Linked DNA regions of Homo sapiens: region 1 is linked to region 2. A link is an interaction called in ENCODE POLR2A ChIA-PET data of the cell type or tissue named here. Cell type or tissue: PC-9. All regions are shown on one strand. Links, peaks and the distances in the headings refer to the core of each region. The heading gives the core; the rest is flanking DNA. Region 1 overlaps BEAN1 (brain expressed associated with NEDD4 1). Region 2 overlaps TK2 (thymidine kinase 2).

Region 1 (5,372 bases), core at 228-5,227, 99 kb after region 2:
ACAAAAAATTAGCCGGGCATGGTGGCAGGCGCCTGTAGTCCCAGCTACTCAGGAGGCTGAGGCAGGAGAATGGCGTCAACCTGGGAGGCGGAGCTTGCAGTGAGCCGAGATCATGCCACTGCACTCCAGCCTGGGTGACAGAGCGAGACTCTGTCTCAAAAAAAAAAAAAAAAAAAGAAAAGAAAAAAAGTAGCCCATTCTCCCATGTTGCTGAAGATCTGAATTGGTTCATGTCTCCCAAGGGACATGAGGCTGTAGGAACAGGAGAGAGATAAGGTTTTTATTTCTAGGGAGTGTGGTCACTTGCCTTGCAGAAGCGAAACTGCACCTGTGGGCATTGGTGAGCAGAGATCATGAGTGCCAAGCCCTGTGGGCTTTTGCAGGGCATAGCTGGCAGCCCTAAAGCCAATGGGAAAAGAGTTTGCCCCTGCAGGGGTCATGAGGGGGTATATATCCCTCATCCCTAAAGCAAATTGAGGCTTGCCATCCCTGCTTGGGAGGGGCTAAGAAGAATATGAGGACACCAAGGCTCAGAGAGGCAAAACACTGCCAAGAATTGGCAGAGCTGGTATTAGCACTGAAGGATTAGACTTTTGAGCACAGACTCTCCAAAGACAGTTCTCTGATTCACGTTAAATAGAAAAACCAGTTATTTTGGCCAGGCGTGGTGGCTCATGCTTGTAATCCCAGCACTTTGGGAGGCCGAGGCAGGCGGATCATGAGGTCAGGAGATCGAGACCATCCTGGCTAACACAGTGAAACCCCATCTCTACTAAAAATACAAAAAATTATCCAGGTGTGGTGGCATGTGCCTGTGATCCCAGCTACTCGGGAGGCTGAGGCAGGAGAATCGCTTGAACCTGGGAGGTGGAGGTTGCAGTGAGCCGAGATCATGCCACTGCACTCCAGCCTGGGTGACAGAGTGAGACTTTATCTCAAAAAACAAAAACAAACCAGTTATTTCTCAGTGCACTTTGGCTGCATTTCCCTACAAGGAAGCCTTCTGGGCACTGGGGCCTCCAGCTGTGGCTCACATTCACCAAATACCTGCATGTGCCTAATGTCACCAATGGTATTGCAACAGACTTTTGAGGTGGGGGACATCATTTCCATTGTGCAGATGAGAGAACAGGCTCAGGGAAATAACCCATCCAAGGTCACAGAGAAGAGATGGAGGAAGAGCTGTGTGCAGAGGGACTCTCTCACCCCCAGTGCCTCTCAGTTACTGCCAGGGACACCCCCAGAGACCGGCTGCCCTGATGCTCTGGCTGGCCTGCTTCCTAGACACCCTGGGCTGATCATCCTTCTGGGCTGTTCCCTCTCCCTAGCATGCCATTCCTTCCACTTGGCAAACTCCTATGTAGCTGTCAATACCCAGATCAAGACACCTCTTCAGTGAGGTCCTCCTTGACTGGTGGAGACAGAATGATCACTCTGGCTGTGTTTCTGTCACACCTGGGTGCCCTTCCAGGACAACTCCGGATCTAAATTATTCTAGACCAGTAGCTCCTCGAGGGCATGGAGGGTCAGTGTGGCCTCTGCAAACTAGCTCAGGGTTGGGAACGGAGGGGAAGTTCAAAAGTGCATGGAAACACTAGAGCAAGCCAACCTCAGCCTGATGCAAGCGCACGACTGAGGGGTGGAGGCTGCCTTTCAAAGGTGCTTGGCTTGCTGAAGAGGAGGATCTCTATGCAAAAAGCTGAGATGCTTCCCAGGCATCTTGTCACCATTGGTGACCACGATGCCAACAGTAACCCGGGCTGCCACTCCCTGCCTCCTGCAATGCCATCAGCACTTTAAACACAGCCTCCCGCTGCAACCTCCTAGCACCCCAGGCTTGCATCCATTGATTCATTTCCCAAGCACCTACGCGGTGTCCCACAAAACCCTTGGAAAACACATGGAGGGACTTTGGGGGGTCCTAAAATAGGAGCTGGACTTTCAGCCTGGCTGCCTGTTTCCTTCTCCCTTCCCCCACTCCAGGATTTCTGCCGGAGGACCCAGAAGAAAACCACTCCCTGGTGGCATCAGACCCTCTGCTAGGGTAGAGCTTTGTCGGGGTCATCAAGACAAAGGAGCTGGGTGTGGGGGCTCCAGGTAAGCAAGTGCCCATCCTGGTGTCCCGCACGCATGTGACTGAAGTTGCTGAGAGGAGACAGCCATGAGGGGCACAGATGGGCTGGGACTGTGGTTCCTTTGCCAGGGGTCGGGGTCGGGGTTGGGGTCGGGGTCGGGGGCAGGCCCACCCCAGCTGCTAGGCCAAGCGTGGTCACCTCTTCCCCTGCCCGCCTCTCTTTGAGCCCAGCATGCGAGGCTCGCTCCTGCCAGTGACTCATCTCCTACTGGATTGTCTGGCTGGGAACTCGAGGGCGGGCTGGTGGCACTCCAGGCTTTGAAGTGGCTGAATGGTGTGTGGCAAGTCCACGTCATTCCCACTCCCCTTCATGTCCCCGCTCCGGGAATATCTCCACTCTGGGCTCTGCTGTGACACTCAGAGTTGGGCAGGGGAGCATGTGGCTAAGGGGAGAGAGCCTGGGTCTGCTGACGCGCCAGTGTCTGGGGATCCTCATGGCAGAGGCTTACAGAGCTGGAAGGCCCCAGGAGCGGCCAGCCTCACACCATGGGCGGCAGACAGAGATAGGCTGTGGGGGTGGGCTGGCCTTGTGAAAGAGGCCACAGGATGGCCACCTGTTTACACAGCCTCTGCTCAGTTGCTGCCACATGCTGTCAGCTTACTGGATCCTCAAAACAAATCCCCAATTCACAGATGACAACACTGTGACTCAGAAGAATAAGGGGCCCGATGAGGTGGTGAGCCCCTGCCCCAAGAGGGTTCCTAGGAGGATTTGAAGCAGGATTGCTCAGCTATTCTCTCTTTAGGAAGGTGGAGGGGGCGCCAGGTGAGGGAAACAGGAGGCAGGGAGCTTGGGAGGCCGTGGCCAGAGGTGATGGGGCCTAAACAAAGGCAACGGTGACTGCAGAGGAGGGGCAGAGGCTGCCATCACTGGTTCAAGTGTTTATTGAAAGTCTCGGCTGAGTGCAGTGGCTCACGCCTGTAATCCCAGCACTTTGAGAGGCCAAAGAGGGCGGATTACTTGGAGTTAGGAGTTAGGAGACCAGCCTGGCCAACATGGTGAAATCCTATCTCTACTAAAAATACAAAAAAATTAGCTGAGTGTGGTGGTGTGCGCCTGTAGTCCCAGCTACTCAGGAAGCTGAGGCAGGAGAATCACTTGAACCCGGGAGGTGGGGGTTGCAGTGAGCCAAGATTGCACTACTGCACTCCAGCCTGGGCAACAGAGGGAGACTCCATCTCAAAAATAATAAAAATAATAAAAATAAATAAATAAATAAAATAAAGTCCCTGATGCAGCAGGTTTTAGGTGCTGGGGACAGACTGGTGAGCCACACTTTGACAGTCCCTTTCTGACTAGGACTGGAGATGCAATGGTAATGGTGAAGTCTGCAAGCTAACAGTACAGGAAAAACAGAAGCAGTGTGTGCAGGTGGGAATTGCACTGTTAGATGGTTAGATACAGCGGCTGCAGAAAGCCTTGGTGAGAGGGTGCAGGTAAGCAGAGACTGGAGGAAGCAAGCTAGGTGGGCAGATACCTGGGGAGAGAGGATTCTGGGTACAGGTAGCAGAGAGGGCAAAAGACCCTGGGCGGGAACACCCTTGGTGGGTTTTAGGGACAGATGGATCTGATAGAGAGGGTGAGGAAGAAGGAGGAGTGTAAGGTGATTCCCTGTCTGCCTGGGTGACCGGCAGATGGTGGAGATGGGAGAGATGGTGACTCCAGGTCTTGATAGCTCAGACAATCACTGTGTCCCTGGCACTCAGCATGGTGCCTGGCACATAGGAAGTGCCCCGTGACTGCTGAGTGAAGGCATGATGCCATGTCACAGGGGTTTCATGGATCTGCGGGTGTGCATGTGATTGTCTAGAGCCAGAAGGAAGTCAGAAATCCCAGGGACTTCGGTCAGTTGCACTGATCTTGAAAAGACTGCATCTGCCTCACCAAGGCAGGGGCTCACTTGTGAAGCTGCAGTTGGGGGTCCTCAGGCAGCAGGCAACACCTTTCTCCTGTCCCAGGAAGGTCTTCATGTGAGGTGAAACCCAGCTAGTAACTTCCCTAATAGAGAACATACCTTGGCCAGCGTGGATACCCTCATGTTTGTCATATGATTGAATAAAGGAATCTATGAATTTAGGAGTGGGGGAGAAAAGTAATGAGAAGCCAGTGGCAGAAAGCACTGAGGTGGGCAGAGGTGGGCAGAAGGCACTGAGGTTTGCAAACAGGTAACTTGGTCTTGATACTAGAAAAGGGATCCAGGTGTTTGGCAGCCTTCAAACTGAGGAGGCCTTCTTTGTTTGTTTGTTTTTTCAGAAAAAGTTTCAGTCTGTCACCCAGGCTGGAGTGCAGTGGTGCGATAACAATGAAACCTCGTCTCTACAAAACATACAAAAATTAGCTGGGCATGGTGGTGCGAGCCTGTGATCCCAGCTACTCGGGAGACTGAGGCAGGAGAATCGCTTAAACCCAGGAGGCGGAGGTTCCAGTGAGCCGAGATCGTGTCACTGCACTCCAGCCTGGGACAGAGTGAAGCTCTGTCTCAAACAAACAAACAACAAAAAAAATTAATAACATAAAGACTTTCAGTCCAGTCTAAAGATGACTTTCTGGGGAAAAAAAGAAAAAAAAAAGTAAAAAAGACTTTCAGTATAATGTTAAGGGGGGGAAAACCCTGTTATTTTTTAAAACACACACACACAATAGTTTGTAGAATTGTGCATATACCATATACCGTGATCCTTATTTTGTAAAAGAAAAAAAAAAACTAGGGAATATATTAATACATAGCAAAAGATTAGAAAGGACAGAACACAGACAGAAAGAACACGAATGTGTTCACAGTCATTGTGCTCTCTGGGCGATGGTGGGATTAAGGAGGATTTTTATGCGTTTTACATTTTTAATGATTTTACAATTGTATTTCTTACAATGAACATGTATGACTTTAATAACAATCCGAAAAATCATTAAAATGAAGACTCAAAAAAACATTTTGTGCTAACAAAATGAAAAGCAATTAAGTGAATAAGTCAGTGATCGTTAATTCATTAGAAGTTGTGGGGTTTTTGTTTGTTTGTTGTCAAGAGCCAGGGTTGCCTAGGCTGGTCTTGAACTCCTGGGCTCAAGAGATCCTGCCTCAGCCTCTGGAGCAGCTGACTACAGGCATGTGCCACCATGCCGGGGTGTTCTCAAGGAAAAATTTTAAGGCTAATCTAATTGCCTTTGAACATGTCATTTGTTATTGAAAAAAATTTTTTTAATTTACTTGTCATTGAACTCACTGATAAGCTTTATTAT
Region 2 (5,372 bases), core at 104-5,103:
GCAGAAAGGTGACTGTTTCTGCGGCCATCAGGCAAGAGGGAGTGTTTCTCCTAGCCTTTATGAGATTTTCTCTCAACTGCAGTCAGAGGAGTCTGCAGTTCTCAATGAAGAACACTGGAGTTTCATTAGTTTGCACCAAGAGAAAAATGAAAAGCAAAAATGAGGAAAAGGCCGGGTGTGGTGGCTCATGCCTGTAATCCCAGCACTTTGGGAGGCCAAGATCAGAGGATCACTTAAAGCCAGGAGTTTGAGACAACCCTGGTCAACATAATGAGACCTCCATCTCTAAAAGAAATAAAAGTAAATAAAATTAATTTAAAAATGAGGAAAGGAGCAGAACAGGTTTCTTAGCAAGTATGCTGGAGCATGAAGTGTTTTGCTTCTAGAAGGGATGGAGAGTGATTGAGTAGGTGGGTTGGCTTCTGTTTTACATGAGATAACCAGGGAATGTGTCTATGATAAGGTGCTTAAACATGAGGGTGTGAGCACTGCAGATATCTGGATGAAGAGTGTTTAGGCAGAAGGCGCTGCAGAGGCAAAGGCCCTGAGATGGGACCATGCTTGGCATGTTTGAGGAATGCTAAGTAAGCTCATGTGGTTGGAAGCCAACCAGGCCAGAGGGAGATGGGTAGGAGATGAGAGAAAGCCTTGTGGGCCATGATAAGGGTTTGGATTTCATTCTGCATGCAATGGGAAGCCACTGGAAGGTTCTGAGCAGGGGAGTGGCAAGAACTGATTTAGGTTTCACAGACTCACTCTTGTGGCTGGATAGAGAACAGACTACAGAGGGCTCAAAGACCATTCACTGAACGACTTGAACGCATGTTCCTTGGTGATTTTATTTTATTTTTTGAATTTCCAAAGAAAAGTAATTTATTTTTTGCAGTTAGGGCAGCTGAGAAGTCCAGGGTTGAAGGGGTGCATCTGCTGAGGGCTTTCTTGCTAGTGGGGACTCTTCAGAGTCCCCAGGTGGTACAGGGTGTCACATGGTGAGGGAGTTGAGCATGCTAGGTCAGGTCTCTCTCCCTTTTCTCATAAAGCCACCAGTGTAAGATAACCCATTAATCTATTAATCCGTGAATAGATTAATCCATTCAAGAGGGCTCTGTACTCATGATCCAATCTTTTTTTTTTTTTTTTTTTTGAGACAGAGTCTCACTCTGTCGCCCAGGCTGGAGTGCAGTGGCGCGATCTCGGCTCACTGCAAGCTCCGCCTCCTGGGTTCGCGCCATTCTCCTGCCTCAGCCTCCCGAGTAGCTGGGACTACAGGCGCCCACCACCACACCTGGCTAATTTTTTGTATTTTTTAGTAGAGACAGGATTTCACCGTGTTAGCCAGGATGGTCTCCATCTCCTGACCTCGTGATCCGCGCACCTCGGCCTCCCAGAGTGCTGGGATTACAGACGTGAGCCACCATGCCCGGCCGATCCAGTCATTTCTTAAAGGCACCACCTGCTACATACTGCCACATGGGGGATTAAGTTTCCAACACATGAAATTTAGGGGATTCATTCAAACCAAAGTATTATTTGTTAAAGATGATCTTAAAGAGCTTAACTTCTTTAAAAATTTTAAACTTATTTATTTATTTATTTATTTTGGAGATAGGGTCTTGCTATATCACCCAAGCTGGAGTGCAGTGGCACAATTATAGCTCACTGTAACCTTTAACTCCTGGGCTCAAGTGATCCTCCTGCCTTGGGCTCCCAAAGTGCTGGGATTATAGGCATGAGCCACTGCACCTGGCTCTCTTTTCTTTATGCTAGAAACATTCAAATTATTCTCTTATAGCTTTTTTTTTTTTTTTTTTTTTTTGAGATGGAGTCTCGCTCTGTCACCCAGGCTGGAGTACAGTGGCATGATCTGCCTGGCCAGCATGGTGAAACCCCGTCTCTACTAAAAATACAAAAAAATTTAGCTGGGTGTGGTGGTGCATGCCTGTGATCCTAGCTACTTGGGAGGCTGAGGCAGGAGAATCGCTTGAACCCAGAAGGTAGAGGTTGCGGTGAGCTGAGATCATGCCACTGCACTTCAGTCTGGGTGACAGAGCAAGACTCTGTTTAAAAAAAAAAAAAGATTTTTATCAAAAAGACAGGTGATAGGTGTGGAGAAAGGGGAACCCTCATACATAGTTGGTGGGAATGTAAATTAGTACAGCTACTATAGAGAACAGTTATGAAGTCAGGCAGTGTGATGCCTCCAACTTTGTTTTTTTTGCTCAGGATTGCTTTGGCTATTTGGGGTCTTTTGTGGTTTCATATCAATTTTAGGATTTTTTTTTTCCCTATTTTTGCAAAGACTGTCATAGGTATTTTGATAGAGATTACATTGAATCTGTAAATTGCTTTGGGTAGTATTGTCATTTTAATAGTATTAGTTCTTCTGATCCATGAGTGTTGAATATCTCTTTTTTTGTGTGTGTTCTGTTCAATTTCTTTCATCAGTGTTTTATAGTTTTCCTTGTATAGATCTTTCACTTCTTTGGTTAAATAGATTCCTAGGTATTTTACTTTTATTAATTAATTAATTAATTTATTTTTTTTTTCGAGACAGGGTCTCACTCTGTCATCCAGGCTGGAGTACAGTGGTACGATCTCGGCCCACTGCAGCCTCTGCCTCCTGGGTTCAAGCGATTCTCATGTCTCAGCCTCTAGAGTAGCTAGGACCACAGGTGCGTGCCACCACACCCAGCTAATTTTTTGTATTTTTAATAGAGACAGGATTTCGTCATGTTGGCCAGGCTGGTCTTGAACTCCTGGCCTTGAGTGATCTGCCTGCCTCAACCTCCCAAAGTGCTGGGATTACAGGCATGAGCCACTGTGCCTGGCTGGTATTTTATATTCTTTGTAGCATCGCAAATGGGATTCCTTTCTTGATTTCTTTCTCAGGTTGTTCACTGTTGGTGTATATACATGCTACTGATTTTTATATGTTGATTTGTATCCTGTGGTATTACTGAGTTCGTTCATCAGTTCTAACAGTTGTTTGGTGGAGTCTTTAAGGTTTTTTTTTTTTTTTTTTGGTCATTTCAACTTTTATTTTACTTTTAGCGGGGTACATGTGCAGGTTTGTTACCTGGGTATATTTCATGATGCTGAGGTTTAGGGTATGATGGATCCCATCACCTAGGTACTGAGCATAGTACCCAATAGGTACTTTTTCAACCTTTGCCCCCTCCCTTCCTCCCCACTCTAGGAGTCCCCAGTGTCTATTGTTGCCATCTTTATGTCCATGAGTACCCATTGTACCCACTTATAAATATCCACTTAAAGTGAGAACATGCAGTATTTGGTTTTCTGTTCCTGCATTAATTAGCTTAGGATAATGGCCTGAGTCTTTAAGCTTTTCTAAGTGTAAGATCATGTTGTCCGTGAACAAGGTTAAGATGACTTCTTCCTTTCCAATTTGGATGCCCTTCATTTCTTTGTCTGGCCTAATTCCTCCGGTCCCTCGGAGACTTTCCATAGGCTCCTATTATAGCTGTTACCATACTGTCCTATAATTGTTTCAGTGTCTGCCTTTGTCCACCCTGCTGTCAGAGCCCTGTGATCATGCTGGGTTTATCTCCAGCCCCAACCCTGCCTGTGTAGGTTTCTTGAGCTGTCCTTCAGTGCCTTGTGAGACCAGGGTCCTCCTGCAGATGCCACTTTGATGGAAAGTGCTGTGTTTTCCCTTCTGCAGGGCCTGATGTACCACGATGCCTCTCGCTGGGGTCTTACGCTACAGACTTATGTGCAGCTCACCATGCTGGACAGGCATACTCGTCCTCAGGTAGGTTTCAGATGCTCAGTTTCAGCCTTCTTAAACGTTTTCTTCAGACTTGGGGTATGTGATTGCCAGGAAGGGAAACTTTACAAGGAAGCCAGGCTAGGCCTTCAGTGCTGTGCAGGCCTCTCTGTGTGGGGCCAAGGTCTCTGGCTTCTGTGGTTCTCTTCTGACCTGCCTCTAGTGCCCCCACCTGCAAACCTCAGCCAGCCAGGTGGTGCCCCTGCCACCATTCTGAGCTCACATCTTTATGACCTGACCACTGCTGGGCTTAATGCCGTTTAACTCAGTTCTTCTCAAAGTGTGGTCCCTGGACCAGCAGCGGAAGCATCACCTGGAAACTTGTTAGAAATGCACATTTTCAGCTGGGTGTGGTGGATCCCACCTGTAATCCCAGCACTTTGGGAGGCTGAGGCATGCGGATCACCTGAGGTCAGGAGTTCAAGACCAGCCTGGCCAACATGGTGAAACCCCATCTCTACTAAAAAATACAAAAATTAGTCTGGCGTGGTGGTATGTGTGTGCCTATAATCCCAGCCACTTGGGAGGCTGAGGCAGGAGAATGGCTTGAACCCAGGAGGCGGAGGTTGCAGTGAGCTGAGATCATACCACTGCACTCCAGCCTGGGTGACAGAGTGAGACTCTGTCTCAAAAAAAAAAAAAAAGAAAGAAATGCAAATTTTCTAGTCACATCCCAGACCTGCTGAATTAGAAATTCTAGGGATGAGGCCCAGCAATCTGTGTTTTATCAAGCCCTCCAGGTGACTCGAATGCATGCTTTGTTTGTTTTCATATTTGAGAACCACTTATTTAACCTTCATGGGGTCTGGCTCTTAGTTCAAATTCTTGAGACAAAGAATCTGATTGGTTCAGCTTTGGTCAGGTGTCCAGCCCTGGTTCAATCAGGTGTTGGGGACAGGACCCCAAGGCACAAACATGGCTGCTTAGGCCTATTCCATCAGTGAGGATGCATCTAGAGACAGAGTCTCTTAGAAGAAAGGGGGCTGTGGAGGTCCTGATCAGCACCTATGTTTCAAAGCTGTAAGCACAACCTATGATGCCAGCTTTAAGGCTCTGCATGAAGGAGACAGACTGTCCCTACAGCCAGTTAACACTGGCACAGCTGCTGGGCTGGACAGTTCGGTCCCAGTCTGGGTACCTGCAGCAATAGCTACCATTCTTCTGTAAGTCTGTCTTTTAAAATTGAAAGATGTGAGTGGGCCGTTTTTGGTGAATAAGAATTTCCATCTCCCCAAATATCTGTCTAAATTGCACAAATCCACAAATCGAAAGATCTGAGGTTAGTGCATTTTGCCTTTGCTAATTTGCTTTTCCTGAGCAGGCACTCAATTGCAAACCTAAGTTGTATCTAATGATATTTGAATAGGAAGGGATATAAATGCACTCCTCTATTTAAGGAAATCTACCTCAGGAGGCAGAGAGAGATGGACAGACCAGGAAAGATGAGCAGAAGGAGACCAGAGGGATGAATGGGGAGCTAGGAAGTAAGGAAAGAGAGGATGGAAGAATGGAAAGGAAGATGGATGGGCAGAGGATGGATGGACAGAGGGACAGCAGGGAGAGGGAGGAAGTGCCTGGGTTATGG

What was found. Peaks named below come from ENCODE experiments on the same cell type or tissue, not always from the same donor. Only the 100,000 strongest peaks of a DNase experiment are listed, where the experiment ranks them.
Region 1: POLR2A ChIA-PET joins it to region 2 with 11 read pairs; 4 of 35 experiments call an interaction of 5 or more read pairs at or near these places.

What each region holds. Positions count from the first base shown.
Region 1 is chr16:66,431,071-66,436,442 of GRCh38, reverse strand. All of the region lies in intron 1 of BEAN1 (brain expressed associated with NEDD4 1), which reads right to left. Among named protein-coding and RNA genes, the nearest start is that of BEAN1, 6.5 kb to the right of the region's middle. In PC-9, for the core only: no CTCF peak of the experiment used is centred there; DNase peaks (open chromatin) are centred at 1,012, 1,612 and 2,372; H3K27ac peaks cover 596 bases.
Region 2 is chr16:66,529,780-66,535,151 of GRCh38, reverse strand. It overlaps TK2 (thymidine kinase 2), which reads left to right. Exons shown (of 10, transcript NM_004614.5): 5 at 3,683-3,772. Among named protein-coding and RNA genes, the nearest start is that of TK2, 18 kb to the left of the region's middle. In PC-9, for the core only: no CTCF peak of the experiment used is centred there; no DNase peak of the experiment used is centred there.